Regions from separate parts of the Homo sapiens genome. Here region 2 is linked to region 1. A link is a contact called in ENCODE Hi-C data. All regions are on one chromosome and are shown on one strand. The core of a region is the stretch at or near the end of the contact, and the rest is flanking DNA. Distances in the headings are between cores, read along the strand shown.

What was found. A loop is a pair of places that touch in the nucleus more often than their neighbours do. Pooled maps may share reads with other maps.
Region 2: a map of heart left ventricle shows a loop between it and region 1 (5-fold over the local background). The contact joins the enhancer-like site here to the promoter of ADGRL3 in region 1. A Hi-C loop is called at or near these places in 2 of 168 maps with a recorded cell type or tissue (breast epithelium and heart left ventricle), 1 of 37 single-sample maps with no recorded cell type and 8 of 50 pooled maps.

The regions. Positions count from the first base shown.
Region 1 is chr4:61,197,545-61,203,649 of GRCh38, reverse strand. ADGRL3 (adhesion G protein-coupled receptor L3) reads right to left here and starts at 3,324. Exons shown (of 27, transcript NM_001387552.1): 1 at 1,885-3,324. LOC124900173 reads right to left here and starts at 4,563. Exons shown (of 3, transcript XM_047416555.1): 1 at 4,476-4,563; 2 at 1,885-3,508. The coding sequence starts at 4,563. The coding sequence ends at 2,334. RefSeq lists an enhancer at 606-1,178.
Region 2 is chr4:61,738,557-61,744,661 of GRCh38, reverse strand. All of the region lies in intron 8 of ADGRL3 (adhesion G protein-coupled receptor L3), which reads right to left. Among named protein-coding and RNA genes, the nearest start is that of ADGRL3-AS1, 420 kb to the left of the region's middle. Within about 2 kb of position 3,146, at least 3 of the 41 ENCODE cell types and tissues checked have a DNase peak (open chromatin) inside an H3K27ac peak, as active enhancers do.

The sequences.
Region 1 (6,105 bases), core at 2,075-4,574:
GAAGTGTTTCTTTGCAGATTCTACGATGACATTCTTTAACTAGTGATGAAAGCCCATATGACACTAAAATTAGCAGACTGCCTATTTACTTCAGAGCAAAACACAGAAGGCAATTTTTCCTTCCTGCCAGAGTCTATGCGTCTCCTCATTTCCCCAGCAGCTGGCTGGAAGGATGTAAAATCAGAGGTGCAAGAAGCCTTATACTTCCTAATGAGTAATACAACCAGGAAAGTAAACACAACAGACGACAGCAGGTTAGACTCTAAAGGAGACTGTGGCAGGAGTGCTTACACCGTTGTTTACAATGTGCTCTAACTACCGCAGGCAGGGATCACACGCAGACACAGGGAGGAGACACCCTGGAGGTGGCTCGCAAGCCTCGAGTTCTCCCAACTGCTATGATATCTCTGGCCATAAATAAAAGCAGCGCATGTTTCTATCAGAGGTAGGAAAGTGGCCAGAGAATTCCAGGGACCAGGAGTTACGCTGGCTGGACTCGATTACTTCAACCTGCTGGAGAGATGACTACCCTATGAGGTTCTCATCAGGGCCATTCTGGGGTGCATCGAGCGCTGCACCAGCGACTCTCACGCGCCGCACGCATGTCGCCGAGCTGCGCCTCTCCAGGGGAAGGGGACACGGCAAGGTTTCCTCGCCACCCTGCGGGGGCCCCCGTGGCCTCCTCAAACCAGATTTTCCAGTTAAGAGGATCCCAGGCGATTTCAATAAGCAAGCTCAGCTCCAGCAGCATCAGCTCCGGCATCCCCGCAAATATCTCTCTGCCGTCCCTGGGGCGCAAAAATGCGCACACACTCAAACGCTGACTCCGCCGCCAAGTAAGGCTGGTAGAGGAGGTCGCCCCCACCCCTACACACCACACACACACGCACAGACACACACACACCCACCTATAGTGCTGGGGGCCTGGCACCCTAAGCTTCTGAGCTCCGACGTGGGACCGGAGGCTGGGTCGCGGCAGCTCAGACGCTGCGCTGCAGCCTGGAGCCTTCCCTTCTCCTCAGAGAAGCGCCGAGGTGCCTTCTCTCCTACCTGTAACCCGCCAACCGCGACCACCAATGCTCTGCCCACCCCGCCCCGGCGCCGCGGCCGCCCGGATTCGTGCAACACCGCCGCCCCCCGCCCAGTGCCCACTACCAGCACAGCGCAGCCCGGGCCACCCACGAAAGTGGCAGCTTTCTCCAGCCAAAACCGCCTAACAAAGCCTGGGCACGCAGGTCTAAACCAAACTGCCGTGAAGGAGACACAACAGGCAGGGCGCGGGGAGGCAGCGCGACTCCAAGACTCAGGGGCGCGACCTGGGCAAAAGGGGCCAGGGATGCTCCAGGCAAGCGTTGAGGGAGAATCGCGCCGGGCTCGGCACCCTGCATTTTCCATCTTCCCAGAGCCCAGCTTCTCACCCAGACCCTGTCCGTCCTCCAGCCCGCTCCCGCCTCCAGCGGCACCAGTTCCAGCCTGACGGAGAAAAGTCGCCCTCCTGTCCGCTTTCTGCCCCCACCAGGGGATGCCACTGGGGTGAGAGGAGAGGGAAAATTAACGGGGTGGGAACTGTTCCTATTCCCCAGCGTGTGCAGCTGCGAATGCGCCCAGTCTCTTATCCCCCTCACTCCCCTCGGCCGGTCAAATCGCCCAATGGCTGGAAAAAACTCCAACCCGCGCCAGACCCGAGCGCCCACCAGCCAGGAGGTTCCCTTCCCGCCCCGCACCACGACCGGATGAGTGTGTGTGTGTGTGAGGGCGAGTGTGTGAGTGGAAGGGCGAGTGTGCATGCACCCCGCACCCCCTCTTGTTGCCCGCCCGGTGGATGCCGCCGCCTGCGCCCGGCCAGGGCGACCCCTATTATGAAGAGTGCGAAGAATAAATTACCTTTCGTAAACGCCGGTCCCTGAGATCGTCCCATCAGTTGCTCAACAACCTGAAGGCGGGTGCAGTTTCCACAATCCAGCCATTGAGCCCGGGGCAAAAGACCGGCCGGCCCCTGTGCAGACACCCCCAACCACACGCGGCAAATAACGAGAATCGAAGCGCAGAGAAAGCAGCAGGAGGGTGGAGACCCCAGTCAAGGAAACAACAACAAAAAGTCTCTCTTCCCTTTCTTCCGCTACACAGCCACGGAGAAAGGGGAAGGAAAAAGAGAGCCAAATGTTCGCCTTCCTTTACGTTCCTCGCTTCACACACCCCAAGGGGGCAAAAGGGGAGCGAAAAGAAAAGAGGGTTCAAATGTCTCTCCCAGTCCACAGTTGCACAACTTCGGAGTCAGGCTCTGTCTCCAGCAGCAGCCGAGGGACCCAGCGGCAGCTATTAACATGCGGCAGTCATAGCTGGGGCTGCTTCTCCTTCTCTTGCTGCTGCTGCTGCCGCCGCCGCTTAAGAAAAGACGCTGCCGAAGAGACCAAAAATCTTCCACCATCCCCCCAGCCGATCTTTATATCCAGTTCTCCCACCCCACCCCCCTTCTCTTTCTTTTTCTTCTTCCACGTCCTCCCCTTTCCGCCTCGGAGCGGGAGCGATGGAATAGGTAGGGGGAGCCGCGAGGGCCAGGGGTGGCTTCTCCGCCAAACCGTCCTCCTCTTCGTCCTCCCGAGGCTCTCTCCCAGCCGAGGGTCCCCTCTCAAGCCCGCAACCTCCGCGGACAGCCGGAGCGAGAGCCACACAAACTCCTTCCCCGGTGCACGGAGGGGGCGCGCAGACAGAGCGGGCGCCCGGCCGCCGAGGGCTGCGTCCCGGGGGCCGGCGAACCCCGAGCCCGTGGGGTGGATGATTAGCTCGCCGGCCGGGCCGGGCAGCTGCGGGCATGTGGGAGCTTCATCGCGCGGCCCCGGGCTCTGCGCCGCCGCCGCTGTCTCTTCGGTTCTTTCTCTTCTTCGACTCCCCAAGAGCGAGCGAGGCACTGGCGCTCTCCAGACACGCACACTCACACACGCGCACACACGAGCGAGCTCCTGCCAAAGCAAACCGTGCAACCCGCGCGCGCGCACACCCGTAGGAAGAGGACCAAGGCAAAAAGAGAAGAAAGAAAGGGGAGGGGGCGAGTCACAGGCGGCGGTGGCGGCGGCAGCAGCTGCCGGAGCGGAGGCAACGAGCAGTCCGAGAAAAACCAGCAGCAGCGGCGGCGGCGGCGGCGGCGGCGCCCACCCCGACCAGCTGCAGCATCTGCATCCCCGCTCCTGGGAACTGGAGCGAGCGGTGCCGGGCCAGCAGGCGAGGGGGGCGACGCGCAGACAGCGGGTCAGAGCGCGGGCGCGCGGGGACCGTGCAGCCTGCGCGCGGGGTAGGCGCAGCCGGGGCCGGAGCGGAGGCCAGAATGAGCAGCGGTCGGGCGGGCCAGCGGCAAGAGCTCCGAGAGCCGGGGAGGGGGCTCGCGCCAGGGAAAGGGGTGGCCGGCAAAACCCGGATATGGAGTGCTCGTGGGCTCCGCGGCGCGGGCTCCACCTAGCAGTTCGGCAAACGCTTGGAGGTGGGAACGGGAGGGCTGCTACTAGAGGCTTCCCTTTCAGGGTTTGTCAGACAAAGGGTACCTCTCCAGTGGCTTCGAGGCCCGCCTCGGCGCTCGCTCTCCCTCTCTCTCTCTCTCTCTCATTCTTTCTCTCTCTCTCTCTTCCACTTCCTCCTCTGTCCCTCCCTCCCTCTCTCCCCCTCCCACTCTCCATCACCTCCCTCCCCCCTTTCTCCTCTTGTCTTCCTCTCCCACTCCACCCTAGGTGAGTAAACGACATCAGCTTGAAAGTCCTGCCAGTGTCTCATTTTTTCAGGTGCGGATTATTCCGTATTTTCATTATGCAAGTACCGAGTCTGAAAATGTTTCCTGCCTTTGGTCAATTTTATGTTCCTTCAAACTTAACTCGACCTGCAAGTTCATTGCACGGTTTAAAGTATCCCTGTCTGATGAACAATCGTGGAGATTCAATTATCTTATTTCACATCATCAATGGAAATTACCATAATGGATACAGAAAGGTGCGGATTCCAAAACCATGCCTTCTGACAGAGGAAAAGTCTGGTCAAGTTAAATGAGTGGCCTTGGTCAATTGCTGAACCTTTTGGTGCCTTCTTTGTAAAGGAGACTGTTGATTACATAATTTGTAAGGTCTTTTCCTGCTCTAAAATGTCGTGATTTCAAATGGCTAAGATGTTATTTTCTATACCAGTACACTCAAATCATTAAGATTTATCATATTCATTCAACAAGCACATTACATCCCTAGCTAAATTTCCCAAATTGTATTTCAATGTATACATTTAGAATGACCTAACGACTTCTAGGAGCTCTTTAAGAGGTAACATCAATCCTAGCATATCTGAAGAACCTGAAACCTCATTAGAATTAAAAACATACCCAACACAAAGTGACAGTTAAAATGTCATTCATTCTTTAAAGCTCAACTCCAATCCAACGTTCTCCAAGAAGCCTCTTCTCACCAAGACTCCTTCCCCAAAAATCACTCCTTTCATGATACCCTGTAACATTTTGATGACATCTCCTCTAACACCTATTTTATTCTGCCTTTTTCCTTGTTCCTTTTTAATCATTAATGGTTTGTCCATTTGCTTCTTCAGATTACAGTTTTTCTTGAATGCAAATGGCTAGTTTTAATCATCTGTATAAGGAAAGATTATATCTACAGTCCTTTGCGCATAGTTAGTCCTTTAAAAAAATTGGGGGTGGGAAGGGAGATTTAATGATATTGCTGAATTCTGACCAACTAGATGTTCACAAGCTGAAGTTATGCTACTTGAATTTGCTTAATACAGGACATCCATGAACTCCCCTGGGTACTTAAAGAAAATACAAATTGACATCTGGAGTCACTTGTTACTTAAATAGTTTTGGAAAGAGTAAACTCTAGCCAATTGTGACAAGAGGCTCTTATTTGTAAAGGAGGAAAAATGGAAGTTACTCAATTCATTTCTCAAATGCTTAATGGTTGTATTAAGTATAATAAAACAACCAAGTAATAAAAATAACATTGTAATAATATATATGATGACAAGTATAGATATTAAAGATTATTAGTGGTAGCATCAGAAACATTAAATACATATTTAATATTTATTTAGATCGATAAAAATATATAATGACAATATATAGATATTAAAGATTATTAGTGGTAGCATGAGAATATTAAATAAATAGTAGCTATAGATCAGTTTTTAGAATCATCTTTAACACAACAGAGGTCTGGAGGGATGCAGGAAAATGAAATTTCAAAGTAAAAGTTTTACATGTATATTTATACACACACATATGTACACACATAGATATACATATATGTGTATCTATATAAATGAAATATTAACTGAAAACTAAGCATAGTCAGTTAAATAAGTAATTGGAAGTGTTCACCACGGAGGAGTTGACCACAAATAAGCAAAATTACAAAGACAATAACGAGGGAGAAAGAACCAAAAATCGGGGTGTGTGAATAAAAATAACCAATGAGTAAAGAAAAGCAATGAAAGAAAGAGAATAGGTTAATGGTTTGTATAACTTAATCAAATGTCAAGGCAGCATTATTTAAGGCAGCTGCTTATATTTTAATCTCAAACTTCATGCTTCCAAGTCATTTTTAATCTCATGGACATAGTCTTCTATATCTGATTTAAGACATAAAACATCCCACTTCATTGCCAGGAAATCCATGACTCTTGCCAATGTTCTTCTAAGGTGAAGCTTCCATAAAAATAAAATAAATTCTGTGTCCTCTTAGCTACTGTATTTAACACCTATGTTACATATATTTAACACCTTCTTCTCAAGGAGAAGACATCATACAGATGATGTTTGAGCACAGATACTATCATATGATGTAACTCTGTGCAAACTAGAGTGGTTTTTTAGAAAGATGGCACTGTAGGCTTCAGCACCGTTAAAATTGAAAAAAAATAATTTTTACCAAAGGGAAAAGGGCTCTAAAAATGAAAAAAAAAAGTGATTATCTAATCAAATAAGATAAAGAGAATTAAAACATTTAAATGACTAATTAAAATTTTTAGACCAAAGACCCTTTCAAATCAATAAGAAATATACTAAGATCCCCACAGAATGGAAGTTTAGAAAAGACCTTAAAACCATCTGTTCACAGAATA
Region 2 (6,105 bases), core at 1,897-4,396, 540 kb before region 1:
CAGATAGGACCCTCAGCTGCAGGTCTGTTGGAGTTTTCTAGAAGTCCACTCCAGACCCTGTTTGCCTGGGTACCAGCAGCGGTGGCTGCAGAACAGCGGATTTTTGTGAAGCACAAACGCTGCTGCCTGATAGCTCCTCTGGAATTTTTGTCTCAGAGGAGTACCCGGCGGTGTGAGGTGTCAGTCTGCCCCTACTGGGGGGTGCCTCCCAGTTAGGCTGCTCGGGGGTCAGGGGTCAGGGACCCACTTGAGGAGGCAGTCTGCCCGTTCTCAGATCTCCAGCTGCGTGCTGGGTGAACCACTGCTCTCTTCAAAGCTCTTAAACAGGGACACTTAAGTATGCAGAGGTTACTGCTGTCTTTTTGTTTGTCTGTGTCCTGCCCCCAGAGGTGGAGTCTACAGAGGCAGGCAGGCCTCCTTGAGCTGTGTTGGGCTCCTCCCAGTTCGAGTTTCCCTGCTGCTTTGTTTACCTAAGCTAGCCTGGGCAATGGTGGGTGCCCCTCCCCCAGCCTCGCTGCTGCCTTGCAGTTTGATCTCAGACTGTTGTGCTAGCAATCAGCGAGACTCCATGGGCCTAGGACCCTCCGAGCCAGGTGCGGGATATAATCTCCTGGTGTGCCGTTTTTTAAGCCCATCGGAAAAGCTCAGTATGGGGGTGGGAGTGACCTGATTTTCCAGGTGCTGTCTGTAACCCCTTTCTTTGACTAGGAAAGGGAAGTCCCTGACCCCTTGCACTTCCCGAGTGAGGCAATGCGTCGCCCTGCTTCGGCTCGCACACGGTGTGCTGCACCCACTGTCCTGCGCCCACTGTCTGGCACTCCCTAGTGAGATGAACCCGGTACCTCAGATGGAAATGCAGAAATCACCCGTTTTCTGCGTCACTCACGCTGGGAGCTGTAGAGCGGAGCTGTTCCTATTCGGCCATCTTGGCTCCAGCCCCTGTCTTTTTCTTAATTCTTTCAATTCCACTTTACCTCACCACAAACTACCCATGGCCCTCAGTGGGCTTCTCATAAAATACAGAAGTCTTAACTTTCACTTACTATTTAAATATGAATGCTAACAGCCAAATTATCGTAGATATTGAAAGATTTGCCATGTTTTAAAAATAATCTATTTCATCATTTAATGAGTAGTGTGTTTCTAAATATAGTACTATTTTCTTGTTTTGAAAGGCAAAAGTTTCTTCAAAGACATTCTCACTTAAAAAAATAACTAGCATTAGAGATAATTTTCAGATAAATCTTAATGTCAACAAATACCGAACTCTTCACTTACTCCTGTATGTTTTTTGGCAGAATTGTTTTCTCTTTTCTTTTTTTTTTTTTTTTTTTTTTGAGATGGAGTCTTGCTCTGTCACCCAGGCTGGAGTGCAGTGGCACGATCTGATCTCTGCTCACTGCAAGCTCCGCCTCCTGGGTTCACACCATTCTCCTGCCACAGCTTCCTGAGTAGCTAGGACTACAGGCACCCACCACCACTCCCAGCTAATTTTTCGTATTTTTAATAGAGACGGGGTTTCGCCATGTTAGCCAGGATGGTCTAGATCTTCTAACCTTGTGATCCGCCTGCCTTGGCTTCCCAAAGTGCTGGAATTACAGGCATGAGCCACCGAGCCCAGCCAGAATTGTTTTTTCTAACATTATTGAAAAAAAAAAAAATTTAAGGCTAAAATATTGCAGTCACAAGGCATTTTATATAGAAAGCACTGGCTAATTTTGATTTGTATCTTCGCTAGTATAAATAGATGCAAAAAGTTTGGCCATTGATTTGTACTACTGAAAGGTATAATGAAAAGCAGCCAGAATTCTTTTTAAGTAAATAAGATGAAGTGTTCTCCATTTGTTTTCAGGGAAATCAGTTAACATACCTCATCTTGTAAAATTATATAGTATAGTAGATTTTACCTGTCATTTACGTATCTTGAATTATTTTGTCATTAATCATTATTATCCGATAATTTAGCTTTCTAGTGGTAAAGTAGTTATTAAGAAGGAAATACCTTTGTGCTTAAAAACTCATACTATTGCCTGTCAAGCCTAGTCCAAGGTATTTGAACACTACTTAAAAATGCTAAAAACAGGCCGGGTGCGGTGTCTCACGCCTGTAATCCCAGCACTTTGGGAGGCCGAGATGGGTGGATCATGAGGTCAGGATATAGAGACCATCCTGTCTAACATGGTGAAGCCCCGTCTCTACTAAAAATACAAAAAAAATTAGCCGGGCGTGGTGGCGGGCGCCTGTAGTCCCAGCTACTCGGGAGGCTGAGGCAGGAGAATAGTGTGAACCCGGGAGGCGGAGCTTGCAGTGAGCCGAGATCGCTCCAGTGCACTCCAGCCTGGGCAACAGAGTGAGACTCCATCTCAAAAAATAATAATAATAAGAAGAAGAAGAGTAAGAATAATAATAATAAAAGGTTAAAAACAGAGAAGTGAAGCATATGTCTGACTTGGCTATTCTAACAGCTATTACGTAATAGAGTCAACTCTCACTTATCTGTGCTAAGATGGGTAGAAGCATTGGATTCTTACGGTGGAACCCCTAGATAATCATTACTTTTGGCACTGTTACCAACCCTTAAAAGACGTGCCAATGAAGAGCAACAACACTATTCCAGTTCCACCTGCCTGCCCTCTGGTGGACATGCTAATGAGCAGTGAAATGGCTACAGAAAGGACAGCTGGTGTGAGTGGGAAGCTTATTCACAAATAAGTCATCTTTCTTTATTACTGTGAAATACACATATAAATGATTTTGATTTCATGTCTAACAATTATACATTTATCAGGGACATCATTCTGTAGAAACACAACTAACGTTAGAGCGTTTGTGAACCTTTTTATTCCTTGCCTCTTCTCTCATCCATTTGGAAGGTCACCTAGTCAGATGAATAACAAACACTAGGTTCAGCTGTATAGTTAAGTTCAGCTTTGCTTTGTACAGGACTGTGATTCTTTTACTCAGAGCCTGAAAGGCAGATGTCATTCTGGGAAGTTTTACCCTCAATTATGAAGACATAAAAATACAGGAAAGGTTTAAAAAAAAGCGTAAGAGAAAATTCAGCTGCTGTGAAGTGGCAATGGAATAGCTCTTGCAAATTTCACAAGCTTTGGCTGTGCTCCCTGAAAAATCAGCAGCAGCAATGTCCTTCAGGCAGCAGCTGTCACTGCAAGCAAAGAAGCAGCACTGGAAAGAAAAAGAAGGGGCTCCTCTGCAGACAGAGAAAACAGCTGATGCATAAAAATACAGATAGGGCTGAAATTAGCAACAAGTTGCTGACTATTTTTTCCTTTTTGTAAAGTTCACTCAGCTACTAAGATAGATGTAAATTAAACTTTAGAGACAATGTGGTATCTCAAGTGGAACTGTGAAGGAATCATACCCTAGGCTGAGGACAAGTTTGATTTAAGATCCTACTACTTTTAGGCTCCATTTTCTGACGAGGGTGCACCATATTTAACTAAACCATTCAGGAAGCAGATTCAGCTACCTATTAAACACGTGGCAGTTTCAAAATGTTCAGGATTCTCTGCCCAGCACTCACATTACTCAGCTGTCATAGTAAAGGGCTCAGATATATGATGTGAAAATTACATTTTAACGAGGTGTCATGTGTGTTTAAAGTTCTTATTCATCACTACACAGCCACAGCTTTTACTGGAGATACAAATGCACTTAATTTGCATATTATAAGGACAGAAGGTGCACCATATCCTCATTGTTAAACTGTTATGTGTAGGCTTTTTGTTGGTTTAGATTCTACCATCTTTAGCGTACATAAGAATGGTTATATTTACATAATCTCAAACGGCTTTCAAGAAAATGTGGATTGTGTTTGGGAAGCAGAACAGCAGGTAACAAGACAGTAGCTACATCTCTTTATCATTCTATTGTTAGTACTTATTGCTGGATGTGTTTTTCACTAAATCTCAACCAGTAGATTTTTAGATCTGTTAGACATACTAATTTTAGGAAATTTTTGAAACTCAGCTTCTATGCCTGTTATTACCAATTTGAACCTACTTTCCCATCCTCCTTCAGTAGCAAATACTGGAAAACACGTGAATATTTAACAAGGAAAATTAGAATGTTTGATGGACAGCTTAGAAACAAACTGTAGGAGTCAAAGAAAATACCTCTCTTCTCACTGTTCTTTATTAATGAATAATCAATTTGGCAGAAGGTGGTTTGGGAGAGAGAAGAGTTAAAGGTGAAAGTCAGTCAAAACCAGGCACTAATCATAGCTAAAGGTAAGTGATGCAACTATCTGACCCCCTCCCACCAGCTGTATCAGGATAGAACATATGGTTTTAGAGTTATGATGCTCATGTGAGAATCACTCAAATAACCTGCAAAGCAGCTGAGTATTATTTGAACATTTTAAATGTACATCTTACAAAAAATAGCCAGTTAAAGGTAATAATAAAGGTATACTTTTATATTGTATTTTATAAGATAGGAAATAGGCTCAGGTGAAAGTATATTTGAAGAAAATTCTAGATTTGATAGTTCTGTATCTGGTGCTCTGCCCAGAAAAAACAGAGGAAGTGCTTTCACATGTACTTTGTACTCAAGTGCTAATGCTTAAAATCATTTTGGTACCTGTGTCCAAAGCTGAATCACTGGTTCTTTAGACAAAATGTATTTTCAAGAGAACACAACTATTATGCATTTCTAAAAATAATATATTTTCCATTTTCTTCAAGTTGAAGAAATCCCTACAATTTGTCAACTAAACAATTTATGTTCTTAATATAGAATTCTTTAAACAGTTGCCCACTTTCTTCCATACTGTAAAATTACTGACTTTAATTTCTTCTGGAAGAAAACACATTACGTATTAATGTACTTCTGTTTATCACACGCTAAACTGCCCCTTAGATTACCAAAGCTCACAACAATGTGGGTGAAGCAAGGGAGAAGCTGGTGGTACAGGGTGGGGGGAGTGACTTACTAAAACTTAGATTATAGATCCATGTGCTGACAGTGAAGATGACTACCTGAGGAGCATACACGTAATCTTAATAAATCACATTTAGAAATTATACTCCTATTCACCTAGTATCTTGAAAAAGCAGATTTAAAAAACATAGTCCATTTATCCATTTAATCATTCAACAGTCTTTACAAAGCACCAAGTATTTATCAGACATTTTATGAATTTGTAGATGGGCTGGGTTCAGTGGCTCCCACCTGAAATCCCAGCACTTTGGGAGGTCAAGCTACTCAGGGGGCTGAGGCTCGAGAATCGTTTGAACCCAGGAAATGGAGGTTGTAGTTAGCCGAGACTGTGTGGCACTGCACTCCAGCCTGGGCAACACAGTGAGACTCTGTCTCCAATCAAAAAAAAAAAAGTAATTTGTAGAAGAAACTGACTAAAACAATATCAATAAGATTATTACAATATGAATCAAAGTCTACTTAGTTCCAAAAAAAACTTTTTATAAAAAATTAGAGATGCTTTGCATTTGTATTTTCCTTAATATGTGAAATATAACTATATTATTTAAAATTTTAAGAAATTATTTGCAAATATATTTGCTATATGAATGCTAAATAGCAGTATCAAAATAAGTTCTGATTTATGTTTCCACCAATTTCATGCTGAGAAATGACAAAAATGCTGGCAATTTTACATTTAATATCATGCAGAATAGGTGACAACAGGATAGTGTTCCAAAAGTAATGTTTTTAGAGAAACATAGTAAATGAATTTTAAACTTCTTCTAAACTTTGCCAAGAAAAACTGGCCAATTAACGATTTTTTTCAAGGAGAAACTTCACTTAGAGTCTCTGAAAGCATTTTAAATACAAGTTTAAAAAGTCAATTGAAATTAATTTCTTAACATAGCTATTGTTGAAAACAGTGTTTCACAGATTGTACCATTTCTCAAGACATTTCTTCTGAAAAATAATGCAAACATACATGTCATACAATTGGGTAGCTCAACAAAAGGTAGGGATTTTAAAAAATGTGACAATTAAAAGTCAGGGGATGAGTGTTAGGAAAAGTAAGGAACTGGAATTAATAACTCCTGAAACCACTTTTAGAATACTTTGAGGAGTTAAGCTTTTTTTTCATGTCTTTCCTCCAAGGTTACCATT